Regions from separate parts of the Homo sapiens genome. Here regions 1 and 2 are each linked to region 3. A link is a loop called in an ENCODE intact Hi-C map of the cell type or tissue named here. Cell type or tissue: heart left ventricle. All regions are shown on one strand. Each heading gives the region's core, and the rest is flanking DNA. Links, peaks and the distances in the headings are about the cores only.

What was found. Peaks named below come from ENCODE experiments on the same cell type or tissue, not always from the same donor. Only the 100,000 strongest peaks of a DNase experiment are listed, where the experiment ranks them.
Region 1: a loop joins it to region 3, with 6 times the contacts of the local background. A loop is called at or near these places in 30 of 110 quality-filtered maps.
Region 2: it touches region 3 in a loop (5-fold over the local background); 30 of 110 quality-filtered maps call a loop at or near these places.

The regions. Positions count from the first base shown.
Region 1 is chr14:81,461,542-81,469,114 of GRCh38, forward strand. No RefSeq gene overlaps it. Among named protein-coding and RNA genes, the nearest start is that of LINC02308, 15 kb to the left of the region's middle. In heart left ventricle, for the core only: a CTCF peak has its summit at 3,155 (motif pointing left); no DNase peak of the experiment used is centred there; H3K4me3 peaks cover 758 bases.
Region 2 is chr14:81,450,011-81,457,583 of GRCh38, forward strand. It overlaps LINC02308 (long intergenic non-protein coding RNA 2308), which reads right to left and starts at 147. Exons shown (of 3, transcript NR_109999.1): 1 at 1-147. RefSeq lists an enhancer at 1-444. In heart left ventricle, for the core only: a CTCF peak has its summit at 3,362; no DNase peak of the experiment used is centred there; H3K27ac peaks cover 185 bases.
Region 3 is chr14:80,950,589-80,958,161 of GRCh38, forward strand. It overlaps TSHR (thyroid stimulating hormone receptor), which reads left to right and starts at 5,033. Exons shown (of 10, transcript NM_000369.5): 1 at 5,033-5,262. The coding sequence starts at 5,093. It also overlaps a transcript of CEP128 not described here. In heart left ventricle, for the core only: CTCF peaks have their summits at 4,326 (motif pointing right) and 4,525; a DNase peak (open chromatin) is centred at 4,413; H3K4me3 peaks cover 919 bases; H3K27me3 peaks cover 868 bases.

The sequences.
Region 1 (7,573 bases), core at 1,045-6,044, 510 kb after region 3:
AGACAACTGATTAGGGCTGAACACGGTGCCCTGGGTAGGCTAATAAGAGAAAAGTTGCAAATTAATATTCTTCAAATATTTATTTAAATTTATTTAAATTTATTTAGGCTGGGTGCAGTGGCCTCAAACCCCTGACCTCAAGTGATCTGCCCGCCTCGGCCTCCCAAAGTGCTGGGATTATAGGCGTGAGCCACTGCTCCTCGCCTTGAACTGCATTTCTTAACTTTTTTTTTTTTTTTGAGAAGGAGTCTCACTCTGTCTTGGCCTGCCAAAGTGCTGGGATTACAGGCGTGAGCCACCGCGCCTGGCCTCTCAACTTTTAAAAAAGAATTTTTTTTTTTTTTTAAATTTTTATTTTTTTTAGTATTTATTGATCATTCTTGGGTGTTTCTCGGAGAGGGGGATTTGGCAGGGTCATAGGACAATAGTGGAGGGAAGGTCAGCAGATAAACATGTGAACAAGGGTCTCTGGTTTTCCTAGACAGAGGACCCTGCGGCCTTCGGCAGTGTTTGTGTCCCTGGGTACTTGAGATTAGGGAGTGGTGATGACTCTTAACGAGCATGCTGCCTTCAAGCATCTGTTTAACAAAGCACATCTTGCACCGCCCTTAATCCATTTAACCCTGAGTGGACACAGCACATGTTTCAGAGAGCACCGGGTTGGGGGTAAGGTTATAGATTAACAGCATCCCTAGGCAGAAGAATTTTTCTTAGTACAGAACAAAATGGAGTCTCCCATGTCTACTTCTTTCTACACAGACACAGTAACAATCTGATCTCTCTTTCTTTTCCCCACATTTCCCCCTTTTCTATTCGACAAAACTGTCATCGTCATCATGGCCCGTTCTCAATGAGCTGTTGGGTACACCTCCCAGACGGGGTGGCGGCCGGGCAGAGGGGCTCCTCACTTCCCAGACGGGGCGGCCTGGCAGAGGCGCCCCCCACCTCCCTCCCGGACAGGGCGGCTGGTGGGCGGAGGGGCTCCTCACTTCCCAGACGGGGCGGCCGGGCAGAGACGCTCCTCACCTCCCAGATGGGGTGGCGGTGGGGCAGAGACACTCCTCAGTTCCCAGACGGGGTCGCGGCCGGGCAGAGGCGCTCCTCACATCCCAGAGGGGGCGGCAGGGCAGAGGCGCTTCCCACATCTCAGACGATGGGCGGCCAGGCAGAGACGCTCCTCACTTCCCAGACGGGGTGGCGGCCGGGCAGAGGCTGCAGTCTCGGCACTTTGGGAGGCCAAGGCAGGCGGCTGGGAAGTGGAGGTTGTAGCGAGCCGAGATCACGCCACTGCACTGCAGCAGGGGCAACATTGAGCACCGAGTGAGCGAGACTCCGTCTGCAATCCTGGCACCTCGGGAGGCCGAGGCAGGCAGATCACTCGCGGTCAGGAGCTGGAGACCAGCCCGGCCAACACGGCGAAACCCCGTCTCCACCAAAAAATGCAAAAACCAGTCAGGTGTGGCGGCGCGCGCCTGCAATCCCAGGCACTCTGCAGGCTGAGGCAGGAGAATCAGGCAGGGAGGTTGCAGTGAGCCGAGATGGCGGCAGTACAGTCCAGCCTCCGCTTTCACAACTTTGGTGGCATCAGAGGAAGACCGGGGACAGGGAGAGGGAGACGAGGGAGAGGGAGAGGGAGAGGGAGATGGGAGAGGGAGAGGGAGACGGGGGAGGGAGAGGGAGACGGGGGAGGGAGAGGGAGACGGGGGAGGGAGAGGGAGACGGGGGAGGGAGAGGGAGACGGGGGAGGGAGAGGGAGAGGGAGACGAGGCAGAGGGAGACGAGGGAGATCCTAAAAAAGAATTCTTCTAAGGAGCCCTTTTAGACATTTTCCCCTCCTAATTGTCCTTCTCCTCCCCACTATGTATAAAACTTTAATACCACAAATATACTGTCTATCTGTTTATGTTTATACATAAAGCTGTTTATAGGACCTCTTGGAGGATGACAAACCATTGTAATATCTAGGACTTTTTCACACCCTACCGGGAGCCCATTCTCTCCTCCTTGGAGTCACATCGCTCCCATTGACCACTCACGGTATAGGATGACTGTGCTAGTTTCCTAGGCTTATTGTAACCAATTACACCACAAACTTGGTGGCTTAAAACAACAGAAACTTATTCTCTCATAGTTCTGGAGTCCAGAAGGTCAAAATTAAGGTGTCTGCAGGGCTGTGCTACCTCCGGAGGCCCTAAAAGGGAACCCTTCCTGACCTCTTCCGGCTCCTAGTGGCTCCTGGCATGGCTTGTGGCAGCTGAACTCTGATCTCTGCCTCCATCTTCACAAAGCATTTTCCTCTGCTCTGTGTCTTCTCCTTTTCTGTGTGTCAAATCTCCCTCCACCTTTCCCATATAAGGACACCTGTTGGCCGGGCATGGTGGCTCACACCTGTAATCCCAGCATTTTGGGAGGCCGAGGCGGGTGGATCACGAGGTCAGGAGTTCAAGACCAGCCTGGCCAAGATGGTGAAACCCTGTCTCTACAAAAAATACAAAAATTAGACTGGCGTGGTGGCAGGTGCTTGTAATCCCAGCTACTCCAGAGGCTGAGGCAGAGAATTGCTTGAACCCAGGAGGTGGAGGTTGCAGTGAGCCGAGATCGCACCACCGCACTCCAGCCTGGGCGACAGAGTGAGACTCCCTCTCAAAATAAATAAATAAATAAATAAATAAATAAATAAATAATAAAATTTAAAAAATAAGGACACCTGTCACTGGATTTTGGGCCCACACTGATAATCTAGAATATCTCAGCTGGTGATCTTTAACTTTTTCCAAATAAGGCTACACACACAGGTGCCAGTGCCTAAGACATCTCTTTATGGAAGCCATCATTTAGTCACGATGATGACGAAAATATTTCTAGAGGCAGGGGGTGCATCACTTGCCTACAGAGGAACGTCACATTCATTCTTCAGCGACATCAGCCAGAAAGCTGTGTACACGTCACAACTCACACTGCTGGCCTAGTGTACTTTTTAACATTTTGTGATGTTTCTAGTAGTTACAGTGATTTTATTCCAGGAAATCTGGGGAGCACCTGTCCCTCAGATTTTGCCTACCCCAGAAAAGACGTCTGAAAAACTTCGAAAAACCCAGAAAGTTTTATCGCCTAAACTTTGCCTCAGATGTAGCCCTTTTGTGCCCTCTAGTGGAAATTACGGTAACTGCAGTCATACTTTTCCGAGGAACCGGTAGTCGCAGATTTAAAAAGATTAGTGAGACATAAGTTGCGTTTCAACCCAAAAAAGGAGCTTGGACCGTCTATACTATGATCCAATCCAATGTACTGTGCATCTTTGAGAGAAGCAATGCTAAACAGAGCAAAAGGAAACTGCCTGAGTTGTGAATTCGGTTCTTCTCTGCCCTGCACTTCCTTTTTACAGAAACAAAAGAAGTGGAGGCTGCTTGGGGGAGGAAGACAGAATGATGACAGCTGTGTATCTCCTCCAGCCATAAAATCCTAAGAAGGGGGTGCAGCGCTTTCCTTAAAGAGATATTAAAACGTCTTGGTTTTCAGTTTTTAATCGTACTTTGGCCAGAGTATCACTACTTGGTAACACTTTCATTTATTTATTATTATTTTTTTTTTGAGACAGAGTCTCGCTCTCTCACCCAGGCTGGAGTGCAGTGGCGCGATCTTGTTTCACCACAACCTCCGCCTCCTGCAAGCAGTTCTCTGCCTCAGCCTCCCGAGTAGCTGGGATTACAGGTGCACGCCATTACACCCGGCTATTTATTTTTATTTTTATTTTTATTTTTATTTTTAGTAGAGATGGGGTTTCACCATGTTGGCCAGGCTGGTCTTGAACTCTTGACCTCATGATTCACCCGCCTTGGCCTCCCAAAGTGTTGGGATTACAGGCATGAGCCACCTTGCCCAGCCGGTAACACTTTTAAGAAAATCTAAGCAAATCCTCCAACTATATTTCTTGCAATTTCTCATCATTATGATCTCATGACAGTGTCAACCTACTGGAGGAAGAAAGACATGCGTGGAAAGGCCATGCCCCGTGTAAGAATATTCACGCCCAACAGCATCTCCAGGTAGCATTCGTGGAAGAGTTAGCCCCCAGCTCCGTCACAGTGCCCCTCCTTCCTGGCACAAGGCCTTCGCCTTAATAAGCATTCAGGCGGTGTTGAGTGGAATTGCCACACTGTATCAAGGAGGGCGGGGGCTGCCTTGGTTTCTTTTCAGCGGTGGCTTAAGTACTCAGTGTTTCCTGCTTTTTGGTTGGCAAAGGGCTTTGTCACTTCAGTGGATTGCCTTCAATGTAGAGCCCTCCTGACCCAATTTCTGGAGCACCGCCACCCCACTGCGGGGTAGAAGTTGTCATCCCTGGGTCCCCCATGGGCCATGAAAGCACCTGCCAGACATACTCACTTTCTTTTCCCTCCTTGAAGCTGTTTTTCTAGGAGGGATTTCTCCTGCTTTCTTGGGAACAGGGAGAATTGATTGGGTAACTAGTTCAGAGAAATCTTACATGAAGTAGCTAGTTAAGTACACAGTGCCACATAAGTCGTTCAAGTACATTTGTATTTAGGCAGGTTTTCACAAGAGATGACTCTGGGTCTTCACTATCTTTCAGAATGTTATTTCTACTGGAAAGTCCATCTGCTCATTCAAATTCAAATATATATATATATATATATATATATATATAGCCAGCCGTGGTGGCTCATGCCTGTAATCCCAGCACTTTGGGAGGCCAAGGTGGGCGGATCACCTGAGGTCAGGAGTTTGAGACCAGCCTGGCCAACATGGAGAAACCCCGTCTCTACTAAAAATACAAAAATTAGCTGGGCATGGTGGTGGGTGCCTGTAATCCCAGTCACTCAAGAGGCTGAGGTAGGAGAATCGCTTGAACCTGGGAGGTGGAGGTTGCAGTGAGCTGAGATCCCACTGCTGCACTCCAGCCTGGGTGACAGAGTGAGACTCCATTTTATATAAATATAAATAAATAAATAAACAAACAAATATATATATAGATGGAGTCTCCCTCCGTGGCCGTCGCCCAGGCTGGAGTGCAGCGGCATCATCTTGGCTCACTGCAACCTCCGCATCCCGGCTTCAAGCGATTCTCATGCCTCAGTCTCCCTAGTGGCTGGGATTACAGGTATGCACCATCATGTCTGGCTAATTTGTAATTCAACTATTAATCAGTCCTAAGTGTTGGACATTGTGCCAAGCTCTGGGCACACACCACACTGGTGGGTGAGATGGACTGGTGCCTGTCCTTTTGAGATTTAACAATAGGGATATGAAGATTAATTAAATACCATAATCAATAAGTGCTATAAAGGGAAAACACGGGGGATGTATAACAGATGGTCTTGATTTAATGGGGGGGCAGTCAGGCAAGTCTGAGCAGAGACTTGGAGGAGAGTGAGCTTGGGCAGAGGGCAGAGGGAGGGAAAAAAGGCACAGCATAGTGTTGAGGCCCCAGCAGTGAGGAGAATTGAAATAGGTATGATGAATACTGCTCACGCACACACTCCCCCGTTAGTTCCATTAATCTCCATTAGCTCAGCTATTTCAGGTAAATGGATGTGGGAGGTCTCATTCTAAATTTGTAGACAAACTGAGTTGGTAGCAGTTAAATGAGAAGCTCTTACAAATTCCAACCAGGGAAGTAGCGTTAGTCTTGCCAAGCGCCTGAAGGCCACTGTTTAGGGAGTCCTTGAAGGTAGTGCTGATACCCGATTCACTGTGTCACCCTGTATTACACTTGATAGCAATTGATAGCATAAGTTATACACAGAGATGTGATCTAGAAGCAAGTCAAACGCTGATGTTTTCCGTAACTATTTACTAACTATAAAGTTTGCTGATACCATGGAGAAGAATGAATTTGTGATTGTGGCAGCCTCATCTGAAGAGGGCCACCATCCACTCCTTCCCTCCTTGGATGCCCAAGTCACTCCTCCACTGGGAGGTGGATCCTGTTTCTCCAACCAGCAACCCTTGAATCTGGGCTGGCCCAAGTGACCTGTGGACCAATAGGATGCAGTGGAATGATGGTTGAGTGTTTTTGTTGTTGTTGTTGTTGTTGTTGTTGTTGTTGTTTTTTGAGATAGAGTCTTGCTCTGTTGCCCAGGCTGGAGTGCAGTGGTGCAAGCTGGGCTCACTGCAAGCTCTGCCTCCTGGGTTCATGCCATTCTCCTGCCTCATCCTCCCGAGTAGCTGGGACTACAGGTGTCCACCACCACGCCTGGCTAATTTTTTGTATTTTTAGTTGAGGTGGGGTTTCACCATGTTAGCCTGGATGGTCTCGATCTCCTGACCTCATGATCTGCCTGCCTCGGCCTCCCAAAGTGCTGGGATTACAGGCATGACCCACCACACCTGGCCAATGGTTGAGATTTCTAAGTCTAGTCCTAAGAAGCCCCTGAGCACCATCTTGGCTCTTGGAGTGCTCACTCTGAGGCAGTTTTGTCTGCCCCGAGATCCCCACACGTGGAGAGGGTGATGCTGGCCAGCCCAGCCTGGGCACCAGGCATGTGTGTGAAGGAGCCATGTTGGATGTTCAGCTCCAGGTGTATGTCAAACGAAAAAAGGCTGCGGTCCCAGCCACATGGCTCCTCAAACCAGTCAAGCCATCTCACCTCACACTAGACATGGTGGAGCAGAGACAAGCCAATCCCGATGTGCTCTAGCTGTTTTTTTATGTCTTTACAACTGTAAAGCAGCAGATGTCTGCAAACACTGCTTTAGCAGCACATGCTAAGCATAGAACAGCACTTGTGAGCATGGACTAGGATGACGCACACTTGGGAGAAACGTTGCTCATTTTGTTGTTACTCTTTCCTGTTCCTTCATGGGCACTGCGTTTATAACTCCACTGTAAACCTTACCAAGCTGTATTAAGGGGACAGCATAACATAACAGTTTACAACTTGGGTGCTTTTAGCCAAGACAATTTTTTTTAAATTTTGAGACAGAGTCTCACTCTGTCCCCCAGGCTGGGGTGCAGTGGCATAATCTCGGCTCACTGAAACCTCCGTCTTCCAGGTTCAAGCAATTCTCCTGCCTCAGCCTCCCGAGTATCTGGGATTACAGGCATGCACCACCACACCCAACTAATTTTTGTATTATTAATAGAGACGGGGTTTCACCATGTTGGCCAGGCTGGTCTCAAACTCCTGACCTCAGGTGATCCACCTGCCTTGGCCTCCCAAAGTGCTGGGATTACAGGTGTGAGTCGCCATGCCCTGCCCAGTTCTTTATTTGAATTCGAGTTTTATGACTAACACTAGCTGAGTGACCTTGAGCAAGTTGCTTAGCTTGTCCAAGCCTGTTGCCTCATCTGTTAAATGAGAATGACATGACTAGTACTGACATCCTGGAGTACTGAAGATTAAATTCAATAATGGATGTAAAACACTTAGCATCTGTCACATATTGTGTTCAGTCAATGGTGAAGATGACCCGCAGAGGAAAACAGCCTCTTTCATTTCAGTCTTTCATTCATACTCATCTTTAAATTCATTTTACACTTCAGGGTCTGGAAGATAGTAGGTGATTAATAAAGGCTGTTGAATGAATGCCCACATGAAACCTTATGTTATAAACT
Region 2 (7,573 bases), core at 832-5,831, 500 kb after region 3:
GCTGAGACCACGGTTCTGGAGGGAGGTAATATCTGCAGGTTCTTGAGGATACTCCATTACCCTGAGCTCCCCTTTCCCAACCACAGGGACATCCATGGCTGGGCTTCAAGGACGCCCTTGAAGAGGCCTCTCCCAGAAAACTCCAAGCCCATGAAAAGGCCAGAGCCACCACCTGTTTCCTTGAAATAGTTAGCAGCTGTGCTGGGTGACCTCATCGCTCTGGCTCTGCCTCAGGCCAAGCTGCGATCTGAAAAGCCCTCCTCCCAAGTCGGGGCTCTCCTTGTGTTGGGGGCAGAGCGGGAAGAGCCGCAGCTCAGGAGGAGCTGCAGGTTGATGGCAGAGCCCGTCTGGGGCTAGTGGGAAGAATGAGAGTGCAGGGAGGGGGCACCCCAAGGGACTTCACAATGGGCAGTCCCTGGGGTGTGACGCCATGGCTGTGAGCGCAGCTGACTGCCTCACCCCTGGCTTCCTCCATTGCTCACCCTCCCCAAACACTTGGGAACTGATGAAATCACGAGGGGGTTCTTGTCCCCCTCCTGTAAGTGATGCATAAACAAACAAACATTGAAGTATGCAAGTAAAAATGCAAAGCCCATTTCTTTTTTCCCGTTTCCAAGAGGTAATCACCTATAGCAGCTGGGCTTATGTCCTTCCAAATCTTTTCTATACATCAGTGTGTGTATTTCTACACACAAACATACATATGCAATCCTGTTTTATAAACAAAAATGCATCATAGAATATAAGTCCAAACACTATCTTGCATATTTTTTCCATGCAGTTATATATACTTACCAATTGTTTTAGTGTCTGGAAACTTGTCTGGAAATCAGAATCTCTCAGGGGTGCTTTTTAAACATTGAGATTGACAGGTCTCACTTCAAACCTGCTGAATGAGAATTTCTCAGGGAGGCACCTGGGGAAGTCTTTGTGTGTGTGTGTGGAGAGAGAGAGAGAGACAGAGAGAGAGAGAGAGAGAGAGAAACAGGGTCTTGTTCTGTTCCCAAGGCTGGAGTTCAAGGGCACAATCGTAGCTCACTGCAGCCTCAATCTCCCGGGCTCAAGTGATTCTCCCACCTCAGCTTCCCATGTAGCTGAAACTACAGGCATGTGCCACCACACCTGGCTGTTTTTAATTTTTTTGTAGAGACAGGGTCTTGCTATGTTGCCCAGGCTGGTTTCAGACTCCTGGCTTTAAGTGATCCTCTGAGCTTGGCCTCCCAAAGTGCTGGGATTACAAGCATGAGCCACCATACCTGGCCTATATTGATATTTTTAATAAGTGTCTCAGGTGATTCTTACGGGAAATATCTTGCCTTTTTAATGCCTGTACATGTCCCATGGATGTACTATCATTTATTAACCAGTTCCTTTCTGTTGAACATTTAGTTTGTTTTCAGCCTTTTTCTTCATGCTACAAACAATACTACAAACATACACGCATCGTGCAGATCCCCATGTGTGTTTCTGTAGGATAATTCCCTAGGATTGGATGGCTAAGTGCAAGGCTTGCCTGGAACTTCTTTTCCCCTCTAAGACTGCTCGTATTTGAATCATGGAACCTCATAGCAGGACAGAACCTTAAAATCTGTGTAAAGACCAATACTGTCCTCCTATAGAAATATAATGTACGTTATACATATAATTTGAAACTTTCAGTAGCTACATTAATTTTAATAATATATTTTTACTTAACCTAATATATCAAATCTATTATGATCTGAACATATAATCAAACAAAAAGTATTAATGAAAGTACTTGCTATGGTCTGAATGTTTGTTTCTCCTCAAAATTTATATGTTGAAATCCTAACCTCCAAAGTGATGGTGTTAGAAAGTGGGGCCTTTGGGAGGTGATTAGGTCATGAGGGTGGGGCCCTCAGAATGGGGTTAGAGCCCTTATAGGAAAGGCCTGTAATCCTAGCACTCAGGAGGCTAAGGCAGGAGGATCACTTGAGGCCAGCAGTTGGAGATCAGCCGGGGCAACATAGCAAAACTACATCTCTATGAAAATAAATAAATACATAAATAATTTTTTTTAAAAAGAGGCCTGAGGCCAGGTGTGGTGGCTCACACCTGTAATAGCAGCACTTTGGGAGGCCGAGGTGGGCGGATCACCTGAGGTCAGGAGTTTGAGACCAGCCTGGCCAACATGGTGAAACCCCATCTCTACTAAAAATACAAAAATTAGCCGGGCCTAGTGGTGTGTACCTGTAATCCCAGCTACTCAAGAGTCTGAGGCAGGAGAATCACTTGAGCTCAGGAGGCCGAGGTGGGAGAATGGCTGCTTGAATCAGGGAGGCGGAGATTGCAATGAGCCATGATCACACCACTCACCACTGCACTCCTGCCTGGATAACAGAGCGAGACTCTGATTCAAAAAAAAAAAAAAAGAGGACTGAGAGAGACTCCCTCACCCCTTCTACCATGTAAGGATAGAAAGAAAAGGTGCCATCTGTGAAACAGAAAGTGGGCCCTTGTCAGGCACAGAATCTGCTAGGGGCCCTGATCTTGGACTTTCCAGCCTCTAGAACTGTGAGAAATAAATTTCTGTTGTTTATAAGCTACCCAGTTTGTGGTACTTTGTTATAGCAGCCTGCGTGGACTAAAACAATATTGTCCATCTGCTTTTCCTGTGAAGTCTTTGGAGACTGTGTGGGTTTTACACTTAGAGCATGCCTCACTGGCACCAGCCACATGGGACAAGTAACTGTTGTATGCGGTAGCGCAGATCTAAACCTTTTATTTTACTTGGAGAATATTCATAGGGGACAGGAATAAATCATGGAGCAGCTACGATCTACTTGTCCCCGAATAAGCACTTAACATCCATTATTGTTACTGTGCCCTTGAGTTGCTGCCCGGAGTCCCTGTCCATTGCTGCGGTTTGGAATTATCCCTCTCTGCCTGCAGAGCTGCAGACGTGGCAGGAGAGAGTTGGGAGGGTGGGGCAGGGTGCAGGCAGAGTTCTGGACAGGGATGCAGGGCAGCGACTGGGTGAGTGAAGCAGCTTCTTTGTGAGCCCTCGTAGAAGTTTGGGGATGGGGGCAGTTTAAGGAAGGCAGGGCATGGGTAATTATGATGCTCATTATTTCAACTTGAGGTCTGTAATTTGCCAGCATCACACAGCCACAACACAGAGGCAGAAATGGAATAGAATCTTCAGATTCCAGAGCCCATGCTTCTCTTTTATCCCATAGATGTCTCCAAGACAGTCATTCAAAGTCTATCCTTACATTAGTGATGCACGGAGAGCTGTAAACAAATTAAGTGAATGATTACAAGTCACATTGTCAAACTATTCTGAACGGTGTCCCATTCCGCAGACTTGTGGTTAAAAACACACGCGCTGAGGTCCCCTGGTGGAAGTCAGAATTATTACAAGGGGCAGGCAAATGGGTTTGTGGCTTTCCTAGTTCATTACCTGAATACATAAAAATAGGACATTACATGAATGTCCTTCAATTTTTTTTTTCAAAAAGGACCTAATATATGGCAAATACTGGAACCACTGCAATACATTCTCCCATCTCAGACTGTCAGAGGGACAGTCACAAAGAGATCCTAGCTGCAGGTTCTGCTTCAGTTATATCATTTTTTGGGTAAGTATGTTCAGCTGTACATGGTTATAGCTCAGTTTCTACTACGTGTGTTAATGTGCCTGTTCTCCAGCTAGATTGTCAGCTGATCAAAGGAAAGACTCGAACCCCTAGTTTAAGGCCCTGCACATTCTGGGTTCTTAAATGATGATCAACGACATTAAATAAATGTTGTTGATTGCCTGAGTAAAATGATATACGAGCACAAAATGAATTTGGTATTAATAATGGATATCTATGGCTTTTGCCTGCTCAGGGTCCCCCCCTCACCTTTTTTTGAGATGGAGTCTTGCTGTCGCCCAGCCTGGAGTGCAACGGCGTGATCTCTGCTCTCTGCAACCTCCGGCTCCCGGGTTCAAGGGATTCTCCAGCCTCAGGTTCCCGAACAGCTGGTTCTACAGGCGCCCGCCACCACACACAGCTAATTTTTGTATTTTTAGTGGAGACGGGGTTTCACCATGTTGGTCAGGTTGGTCTGGAATTCCTGACCTCAAGTGATCCACCCGCCTTGGCCTCCCAAAGTGCTGGGAATACAGGTGTGAGCCACCACGCCCGGACAGTCTCTTTCTTTTTCTTTGGGCTGTAGCACCTGGATTCTCTTTTCCTCCCACAATCCACACAGCTTTTGTGAGGCTGCCAATCAAGTGCCCTGCCCTTCCTGGCTAAGGGGTGGGCCTAGAGATTTGAATCTTGAATAGAACTGCTGCCTCTTACAAGAAGTGCTGCCTCTTCTCCATCAGCGGGGATAATAATTTCAATTAAATAATCAGCCCTGTCTGCATATTCAGCTTTTCTTTGTGTGATTCTGGGACCTACCCCATACCTTAATGATAAATTTCTTTATCATTGCATCTAGAATCAATCTGACAGATGGCATTTCACATTTTTACTTAATTCTGCTTCAGTTTGGAAATTTACACACGTTTTCACAAGCATCAGAGAAATGGAAGACTTCCATTTGCTAAGTGTACAACTAGCTATTTTTCTCTAGGGGGCAAAATGACAACCAATTAATTCAATAAAAATTGTCTTTTATAAATCTTATGCAACAATTTGATCATCTCTAAGGGTTTGGGTACCAGCAAGAGCTATGAAGAGAGAGCTTTATGAAGCAAGTGAAACAGCTTTACGCTGGCACCTGTTCAAGCCGGAAGACTAGAATTCCAGCCTTCTGTTGCTGGAGCCTGGTGTTGCACTGTAGACCTTTGGCCATTAACGGTGGTTGTAGAAGACCCACTTGGGGAACTGGTTTCTCCACTCCAGAGAGCCTCTTAGAGGGTCTGCTGCTGCTGCTCTGACCCCCATGACCCCTACACTGTGGCCTCCCTTTTAATCAGCCCTGGGCTCCTGACCCACCACAACCCCCACTAACCTCCATACCTAAACAGGAAGGGCCACATCCTCTTCTTTACCCACAGATCCCCAGAGTGTCTCTCCGCTCTTGGCTGGACCACACAGCCTAGAGGGAGGTCTGAGTTCATCCACCCGAGTCAGGGTGGTAGCACTGAGTTATTCTTGAGAATCCTATTTTCAAATATTAAAAATTCAAATATTGATGAATTCAAGGTGATAGAACAACAATCCCAACACAACAATGTCACCATTGCTGATGGCTAACAGCTGTGGACATGCTGCTGTATTTACAGTGTTTCTAGACTCTGTGAAAAGAATGTCAGGGATCCCTCATGGTTTTTTTTTTCTACCCCATGATTATATAGGAGTTAATCATCACCAAAAAGCTCTCGCAGGGGCTTTGGACTAAATCATGCACTACTATGAAGATTAATGCCCGCGTGGAGTCCATGAATTTGTAATCAGCACTCACTTCATACTTGTTGATGGCAACCGATGACTGAGTCCAGATGAGAGCTTAACTGAAGCTTCAGTGGACTGTAGTGTGTCATCTAATTGAGTGACAACCTTAATGACAAAAAGGGGAAGGATTCAGGAAATTGAATGTGTAAAGAGCTCCTTGTTGGCTTATGATTCTCTATGCCTAGAAAATGAGTCATTAATGGCAGGAATATTTGGGGGAAATTTTTGGCCTCAAAATATTCACCACATCAGGCAGTGACTCTTTGCTCAAGGACAAAGTTACTGTGACAGTTGTGAAAAATGAAATAAACCACAGGGTGGATAATCGACACGTGGCTATATGGGAATTAAGTGTGTGTTTGAGCAGAGAAATGAAAATGAGGAGTCCAGGAAGTTCCATTTTTGAGCTCAGTGTAGTTTTCTTCCAGTTGGGCAGGTATTATGAAAAACCCCAAGGTGATAAAACCTTACTCCAAGATTTTACAACTGTAGGCAAAATAATATATTCTATCAGGTTTCTAAATTCAACTAATGAGAGAATCCTTCAATTGGTGATATCAAGGGGGAACACAGTAATTTTGTTATCACTATTTTTTTTTTTTTTTGAGACAGGGTCTTGCTCTGTTGCCCAGGCTGAAGTGCAGTACGCCATTGTGGTTCACTATAACTTCCGCCTCCTGGGTTAAAGTAATCCTCCTGCCTCAGCCTACTGAGTAGCTGGGACTATAGGTGTGCACCACCACAGCCGGCTAATTTTTGTACTTTTTGTAGAGATGGGGTTTTGCCATGTTGCCCAGGCTGGTCTTGATCTCCTGGGCTCAAATGACCCACCCACCTCAGCTTCCCCAAGTGCTGGGATTCAGGCATGAGCCACTGCAGCCAGCTACTAACGTTTTAAGAAGATGCACTGGCTGGGTGTGGTGGTTCACACCTGTAATCCCAGCACTTTGGGAGGTCGAGGTGGGCAGATCACCTGAGGTCAGGAGTTCGAGACCAGCCTGGCCAACGTGGTGAAACCCCGTCTCTATTAAAAATACAAAAAATTAGCCGGGCGTGGTGGCAGGTGCCTGTAATTCCAGCTACTCAGGAGGCTGAGGCAGGAGAATCGCTTGAACCCGGGAGGCAGAAATTGCAGTGAGTCAAGATCACGTCACTGCACTCCAGCCTGAGCAACAAGAGTGAAACGCTATCTTAAAAAAAAAAAAAAAAAAGCAAAGGCATAAGTGTAACTTTAAAATTAGATTTCCCACTTTTAATTTAAAGTCGGAATAGGTAACACAATTACATGGTTCAGGGTATATGGTCCTATTGGCATCCAGTTTTCTTCCCTCTAAGCACACCAATGTCAAAAAATATATGTTTTACATGTATTTTTTTCTGTGATAATTTAGGCATATGCAAATACACGTAGCTATTCTTTCTTTTCATTTTTACAAAAAGGGTACCATTATAAGCATTGTGCTCCTTGCATTTTTCACTAACTATATTTTGGAGCTTTTATCATATCACTACACAGACAGACTATATTTCACTAACTATATTTTGGAGCTTTTATCATATCACTACGCAGAAAGACTCTTCATTCCTTTTTGTGGCTACATAGTGTCATATTCCTTGGATGTATTATAGCATAATTTATTTAACCAGTCCTTTTGATGGACATTTAAGTTATTGCTAATCTTTTGCTATTACAAACAGTGCCACAATACCCTCACACTGCGCATGCCAAACAGGGGCCGTATCACCTGCAAAGGAGTGAAAATGGGTTCTTGGCAGGGGCAAAGAAATTTCTGTTTTCCTTTATAATGCACAGATACGCATACAGCACACAAATATACATAGAGCACACAAATAGATGTATCTATGGCATTATAATTTCTTGAGGGGGTAGAGAGCAAAGAAAAAAATATCTAAAATGGTTCCTTGGGTTGCCAACAATAAAAACACTGTTGATGGCCGGGCACGGTGGCTCACACCTGTAATCCCAGCACTTTGGGAGGCCGAGGTGGGTGGATCACTCAAGGTCAGGAGTTCAAGACCAGCCTGGCGAACATGGCAAAAACCCGTATCTACTAAAAATATAAAAAAATTAGGTCGGGCGTGCTGGCTCACGCCTGTACTCCCAGCTCTTTGGGAGGCCGAGGGGGGTGGATCACGAG
Region 3 (7,573 bases), core at 1,385-6,384:
ATCAAAGACAAAAAGAAAAATAATTTTTTACTGAGAAAAGCATCAATATTCTCTTTGTGAGACAATTTCAATTAGCCTAATAAGTGCAATAATTGGAATGCTCAAGGGAGAGGAAAGTGATAAGGGGGAAAATCATAGATGCAGAAATGGAGAAACAATGGCTAAAAATTTTCCAAGTCTGATGAAAACCATAAACACACAAATCCAAGAATCTCAAAATACCCCAAGCACAGGAAACTTGAAGAAAAGTACATCAAGGCACATTACAGTGAAATTGCTCTCAACAAGTGACAAAATCTGAAAAGCATCCCGAGTAAGAAAAAAAAAAAAAAAAAAGCAGATTATAAAGGAGCAAAGAAAACTTTGACATAAGATTTGTCCTTGTAAACAATGCAAGCAACAAGAAAATGAAGCAATGTTTTTAAAGTACTGAAAGTTAAAAATAATGTCAATCTATGATTCTATACCTAGTGATGATATCCTTTTTTAAAAAGAAGACAAAAGTAATACTTTTTCAGACACAGAAAAGCTGGAATAATTTATAACCAGCAGATATGTATGACAAAAAAATTAATGAATGTCATTCAAGCAAAAGGAAAGTGACAGCAGTGAAAAATATGGATCAATACTAAGGAATGAGAAAGACCAGAAGGGGTAACTGTCTTATTATTTGAATCCCTTTAAAAGATAATAACACTGTATTATGGGATTTATAACCTATGTATGAGTAAAATGTATGGCGATGGAAGCATAAAGGTTAGGCAGGAGAGGAGAAATGGAGTATAAACAAGCATTCAACAAGTACAGTGTTGAAGGGTTCTTTTAAACCAAGTATAAATTGGTATAATATCAACTGAATGTGGACTATGATAACTTAAACGTACATGCTATAAACCTTAAAGCAATGAGTATAATAACCAGAGTTATAGCTAAGATTCAGCAAAGAAGATAAAACGGAATCATAAAAATTCCTTAATGACTCCAAACATATGTTTAAAATAAAAGGAGAATTGGATCAAATAACAATGGAGAAATAGAAAACTAATAGCAAGATTATTCACTTAAATGTAATGTGAATAATGACATTAAATGTAAATGATCTATACAAACCAAACAAAAGGCAGAGACGGCGAGACTGAAAGCAAGACCCAACTCTATGCTATTTATAAGAACTGCACATTTAATATAAAAACTCAAAGAGGTTAAAGTATGAAAAAATCATACCATGATAACGCTGATCAAAAGAAAGATGGATTGGCTCTACCAATAACAGAAAAGTAGATTGAAGAGCAAAGGATATCACAAGGTATAAAGAAGGCCATTTAATAACAATGAAGAGAACAAGAAAATAATAGTCCCAAACACGTATTTACCTAATAATAGAACTTCAAAATACATGAACTTTAAATTGCATGAAGAAAAACCTGATAGAAATGCAATGAGGGGGAAAAAAAACAAATCCCCAATTGTAGTAAAAAATTTCAGTACCCATGTCTCAACAATTGATATGACAAGTAGACTTTAAAGTTAGCAAAAATACAAAAGACTTAAACAATACTATCAACAACTTGACCTAATCACATTTGTAGAACACACAACTCCACAAAAGCTGATCACTTATTTTTTTTCAAGTACACACTGAACATTTTACCAAGATTGACCATATTCTGAATCATAAAATGAGTCTCACTAAATTTAAAAGTGTTCAAGTTATACAAACTATTTTCCCTGTCTATAATAGAATTAATTTACAAATTAACAACAGAATATCTGAGAATTCCTCAAATATTTGGAAACTAAACCACATGCTTCTAAAGAATCAAGGAAGAAATCTAAAAGAAAAACTAAAAAGTATTTTAAACTGAATACAAATGAAATTACAAGATATCGAAACCTGTGGGATGTCTCTAAAGTAGTATAGGGAAAGTCTACAGCACTACACACATACAATATTATAAAAGAAAAATGGCCTCAAATCAGTGACCTCAGTCTTAAGAAACCTCACCTTAAGAAGTAAAGAAGAGCCAATTAAACCCCAAGTAGGCAGAGTAATAAAATAATAAAGATCAGAGCATATATCAATGAAATAGAGCACAAAAAAAAATAGAGAATCTAAGAAACAAAAATTTGCTTCTTTGAGAATATGAATAAAATTGATAACCCTCTGGATAAAGTACTTAGGTGAAAAAAAGAAGATACAAATTATCAATATCAGGTATGACAGAGTTGACATCAGAATAGATTATATAAATATAAGAGGATAAGAGAATATTATGAACAAACTCATGCCAATAAATTCAACAATTTAGATGAAATAGACAATTCATTATATGACACAAACTGCCCAGGCTACCTCAAGAAGAATTATATGACTTGAATAGCCCTAAATCTATGTTTAGAAACTGGATTTATAGTTAAAAACCTTCCAATAAGGAAAATGCAAGGTTCCAACAGCTTCACTGGAGAATTCTACCAAATAAGTAAGAAAGGAATGATATCAGTTCTACACAAACTCCTATAGAAATTTAAAGAGGAAGGAATATTTCCCAACTTATTCTGTGATGGAAGAATTAATTGCCCTCATACCAAAATTTGACAAAGAAGTTACAGAAAAGAAAATAACAGACTACTATCCCTTGTGAACGTCTATGTAAAACTTTTAAACAGAATTTTAGCAAATCCAATGAAGGAGTATATTAAAAAGATGATAAACACGGCCGGGCACGGTGGTGCATGCCTGTAATCCCAGCACTTTGGGAGGCTGGGGCGGGCGGATCACGAGATCAGGAGTTCCAGACCAGCCTGGCCAACATGGTGAAACCCCGTCTCCACTAAAGACACAAAAAATTAACCGGGCGTGGTGGCGGGCGCCTGTAATCCCAGCTACTCTGGAGGCTGAGGCAGGAGAATCCCTTGAGCCCGGGAGGCGGAGGTTGCAGTGAGCCAAGATCGTGCCATTGCACTCCAGCCTGGGCGACAGGGCGAGACTCCGTCTCAAACAAACAAACAAAAAAAGGATAAATACATCATGATCAAGTGAGATTTATCCCTGCAATTCAAGGTGGGTTTAACATTCGAAAATCGATCACTATGATTCACCACATTAATAAACTACCATGGAACCATCACCACGAACAAGATTTAAAACAGTTTTATTACCCACAAAATTCTCTGGTGTTCATTTGTAGTCAGCCCTACCCTAGGCCTTTGCAACCGCTGATCTTTTTCCTGTCCCTATGGTTTTGCCTTTTTGAGAAAGCTATATAAATGAATCATTAATATGAATAATTACATATAAATACGTAATATTTTGAGTTTGGCTTTTTTCACTTAACATTATGCATTCAAGATTTGTTCCATAACAATACCATGGTAATTTTTAAAAAAACAACAACAAAAGCCCGGGTGCGGTGGCTCAAGCCTGTAATCCCAGCACTTTGGGAGGCCGAGGCGGGCGGATCACGAGGTCAGGAGATCGAGACCAGCCTGACTAACACAGTGAAACCCCGTCTCTACTAAAATTACGAAAAAATTAGCCGGGCGTGGTGGCGGGCGCCTGTAGTCCCAGCTACTCGGGAGGCTGAGGCAGCAGAATTGCTTGAACCTCGGAGGCAAAGGTTGCAGTGAGCCGAGATCGCGCCATTGCACTCCAGCCTGGGCGACGGAGCAAGACTCCGTTTCAAAAGAAAAAAAAAAAGAAAAGAAAATTTGTGCATGTTGTATCAGCAGTTCATTCATTTTTATTGCAGAATAGTATTCCAATGTGGAGGTATCAGAGTTTGTTTATCCATTATCTAGTCGCGAGACACTTGGTTCGTTTAGTGGTTATGAATAAAGCTTCTGTAAAATTTGGAATACACATATTTTAAATGTACGGTTTAATGAATTTTGATAAATGTATACATCCACTTAACCTCCAGCCTAATTACGATATGGAAACCCTGTGTGTTCCCTCCTGTCTTTTTCTAGTCAATCTTTCCTAACCTTTATTCTGATTCCCATAACCACAACTTTTTCCTTCCTGTCCTAGCCAAGTTCATATAAAAGGAATTATGCAGTATAGAAGGAATTGACATTCCTTTTATCCCAAGAGGAATAAGTGATTGAAGACTTTTAAGAAGGAAATAGGCACAATCTGATTTATGTTTGTAATGATCTTTTTGGCTACTGTGCGAAGAATGGTGAGTATGCCACTTAAGTATTATTTTTCTTCCCATCTTCCAGGGGGAATATGACTCAATGAAATTCTTGGGTCGACCAGAATTTCCATACTGGACCCATTATTAAGGGAACCTGGAATTATTTCTGCCATTCCCGATTCTTCCCAGCAGATGGCCCCAAAGTTCAGTTCCTGAATTGCCTCGCGGAGCCGCGGGCTGCAACGTGAGGCGGCCGCTGCCAGTCGACTCAACCACCGGAGTGGCCCCTGCAGTTGGATAGCAACGAGAATCCTCCAGGGGTGCAGGGCGACGGCTTCGGCCGCACCGCGGGCTAGCCAGGGCTGCGTGCCCGCCTCTGACCCTCAGCAGAGGTGTCTCTGGCCAGGAGGAGCTGAAGTTCTGCAGGACATTGGTCCGCCCGCGGACAGTCCACTCCGCGGGGACTTTCTCTGGATAAGGAGTGCGTGCGAGTGGCTCCCAGGCAGACAGGGTGTCTAGAAGGCTACACGCTAGGGAAGGTGGCTCCTTGGATTTAAAGAGGAGGAAAGGAGGGGGCATCTAAACTAGGCTTTGGAGAGAACTAATGGGAGGGGCGCCCGGGGTGGGGGGGCGGGCTGGAAAACAGAGGGGACAGCCAGGACTGGTGTTGGGTGTCAGGGAACAGACGGAGCGGACTGCGTGGGTCCAGCCAAGGAAAGTGAAGCAAGCAGACTTGTTTGGGTCAAGGTTGCCTAGGGAAGCGGAGCACTTAAGTGCCTCTTTTTCCCCTTCTCCAGCCTCCTCCACAGTGGTGAGGTCACAGCCCCTTGGAGCCCTCCCTCTTCCCACCCCTCCCGCTCCCGGGTCTCCTTTGGCCTGGGGTAACCCGAGGTGCAGAGCTGAGAATGAGGCGATTTCGGAGGATGGAGAAATAGCCCCGAGTCCCGTGGAAAATGAGGCCGGCGGACTTGCTGCAGCTGGTGCTGCTGCTCGACCTGCCCAGGGACCTGGGCGGAATGGGGTGTTCGTCTCCACCCTGCGAGTGCCATCAGGAGGAGGACTTCAGAGTCACCTGCAAGGATATTCAACGCATCCCCAGCTTACCGCCCAGTACGCAGACTCTGTGAGTACCCGGGAGAGATCAGGGTAGGACCCAGAGATCAAGGGCATCTGCAGAGGTGGCCCGAAGTGCACAAAAGCAGCTCAATAACAGCCCGAAGTAGTGTGTGAGTGTGTGTATGTGTGAGTGAATGTCTGTGTGTGTAGATGTGTGTGTGTGCTAAAAACTTAATCGCCCACACTTGGGAAGGTATCATTGTTGACATCCTCATTCCCAACACAGGAAAATGTTACAAAACTTTGGTGTACAATGACCGTGAGAGCTGTTCTTTCCAACAAGCTGCTATTCAGCACTTTGCCTAACCCTGGTTGAATCTGTTTTATTTGAATTAATAAGGATAATGGCATCTCAGGAACTGACCTTTTTGATCTTACCTTGGGTAATAAAAAATTGCAAAAATATGTATTTCTCCTTTTTGTTTCTCTAGATGGGAGGTTATCTTAGCAGTTCTGCTGATTCATCAAATTGTTGACAAAGGTTTAAGCAGGGGCCCTTTTTAAAATGAACTGTCTATACAGTATCTGTAAGTTACTTACTCAAATGTGAACTGCCAGTGAAATAGTACGTCCAGAACCCTGCTTTGTGATAGAGGTATAAAGAAATGAAATTTCATAAAAGTATAGTACATTTATCTGCATGTTAAATGTTACCAGATTAGAAACCTGATGTTAAATAAGATTATACACACACAACCTGTTTCTTAACAGCAATTTAAATCAGTGATCATTGAAATTGTAGACAAAACCAAGGGAATAAAGTCTGTCTTGATTAGTTAAAAAGAGAACAGAAAGAAAGGACAGTAAAACAACCTAGGCTGGTTAAATCCAGTTAAGATAAAAAAAAATGCAGGTTATTAAAGAAAATGTTGATAGATGAAAAGAAATGGGAAAGTTGCACCTCTAGATTTTCTCAAGAATTTAGCTCATGAAGACTATTTAACAGTAGATGAATATTTGAGCACAGAGATATATTTCTGTGCTCAGAGATATCCTAGTGTCTTAGCACACCTGAATTAATTAGTTCAATAACCTCCAAACAGTGTGGTAGTCATTCTCCATGCTGCCACCACAGAATAAGATGTGTAAAAGGTGTAATGGCCTCTTGATTACACCTCTACATAGGTTGCTTGTCACCTCTAGAATAAAATTCTTTTGTGCAGCCTACCAGATCTTTCAAGACCTAGTCAAGTCTTTCCAACCTCATTGCTCCTCATTTCTCTAACTTCCCCCTCCTGCTGAGAACTTCTGGCACTTCCCCAAAGGTCCCTGCTGTTACAGCTGCCCTTGCCTTTCTTCCCACTTTCTGGCCCCTCTGCCTGAAGCACATTTCACCCATTTCTTCACCCAGCTAATGCCTACTCCCAGATCCAGATCCTGGATCAACCCTGCAGGAAGCTTCTCCTGACCCATGACCTTCAGGCTGGGTAAGCTATACCCCCCTTCCCAACAGCGTTCTCTGCATGAACCTAACCCTAGCCCTTAGACATTGTCTACTTTCTTGTAACTTGTTATTTATTTGCATGCCCACTCAAGCAGGACACAAGCTTCTCTAACATAGGGAACTGCCATTCAACCCCGAATTCCTGAAACCCTGGAACTACTTAGACACTCAGAAAAAACAAAAAAAAAAAAACTTAAGTGAATAAATAAACAAATGAATATGCCAGGTCTCTGAATGTCCACTCTATGTTGGGGAGAAAGAAATCCAAAGACATCACTTCTTCAGAGACTTCTTTAACAGTGGCAGAAATTCAAGTCATTGAAGAGAGATGTGGCTCTGACAGTGAAAAGGAACTCGTAGACATCCTGTTTAAAATTCCACCAAAAGTTGAGAAAGAAAGGGTAATGGAGAATGAGCAATGGAACAGGAGTCAGGAAACCAGCATTCTCTTTAGCCCTTCTTTACTAACCATGAAATTGTGTAAGATGACTGATTTGGAAGGAGCCAAATTTCCTTCTGGGTAAAAGAGAATGTTCAACTAGGTGCTTTCTAGGTGATGACATGATGCTGATGAGAATAGTCTGAGGGAAGGCACTGAATCACAAGAAAAAGACATAAAGACAGTGGCAAGGAGGATCTGCCCTTGAGAATAATGGAGAGGGAGGTAGTATGTCCTGAAGAATAAAGTTATTCTGAGATCGAAAAGAGAAACCTGATAAAAAGTGTGGGTAAAACAAAATGGTAGTCTCCTTTGAACAATGGCTACTACCATCTGCAACAGTAGAAAAATGATTTTTAAATCTTTTGGGGGCGGTAGAACTCTTTGTTGAAGAAAAGCATATGAGAGAAGTAAAACATGTAAAGCTAACAATTA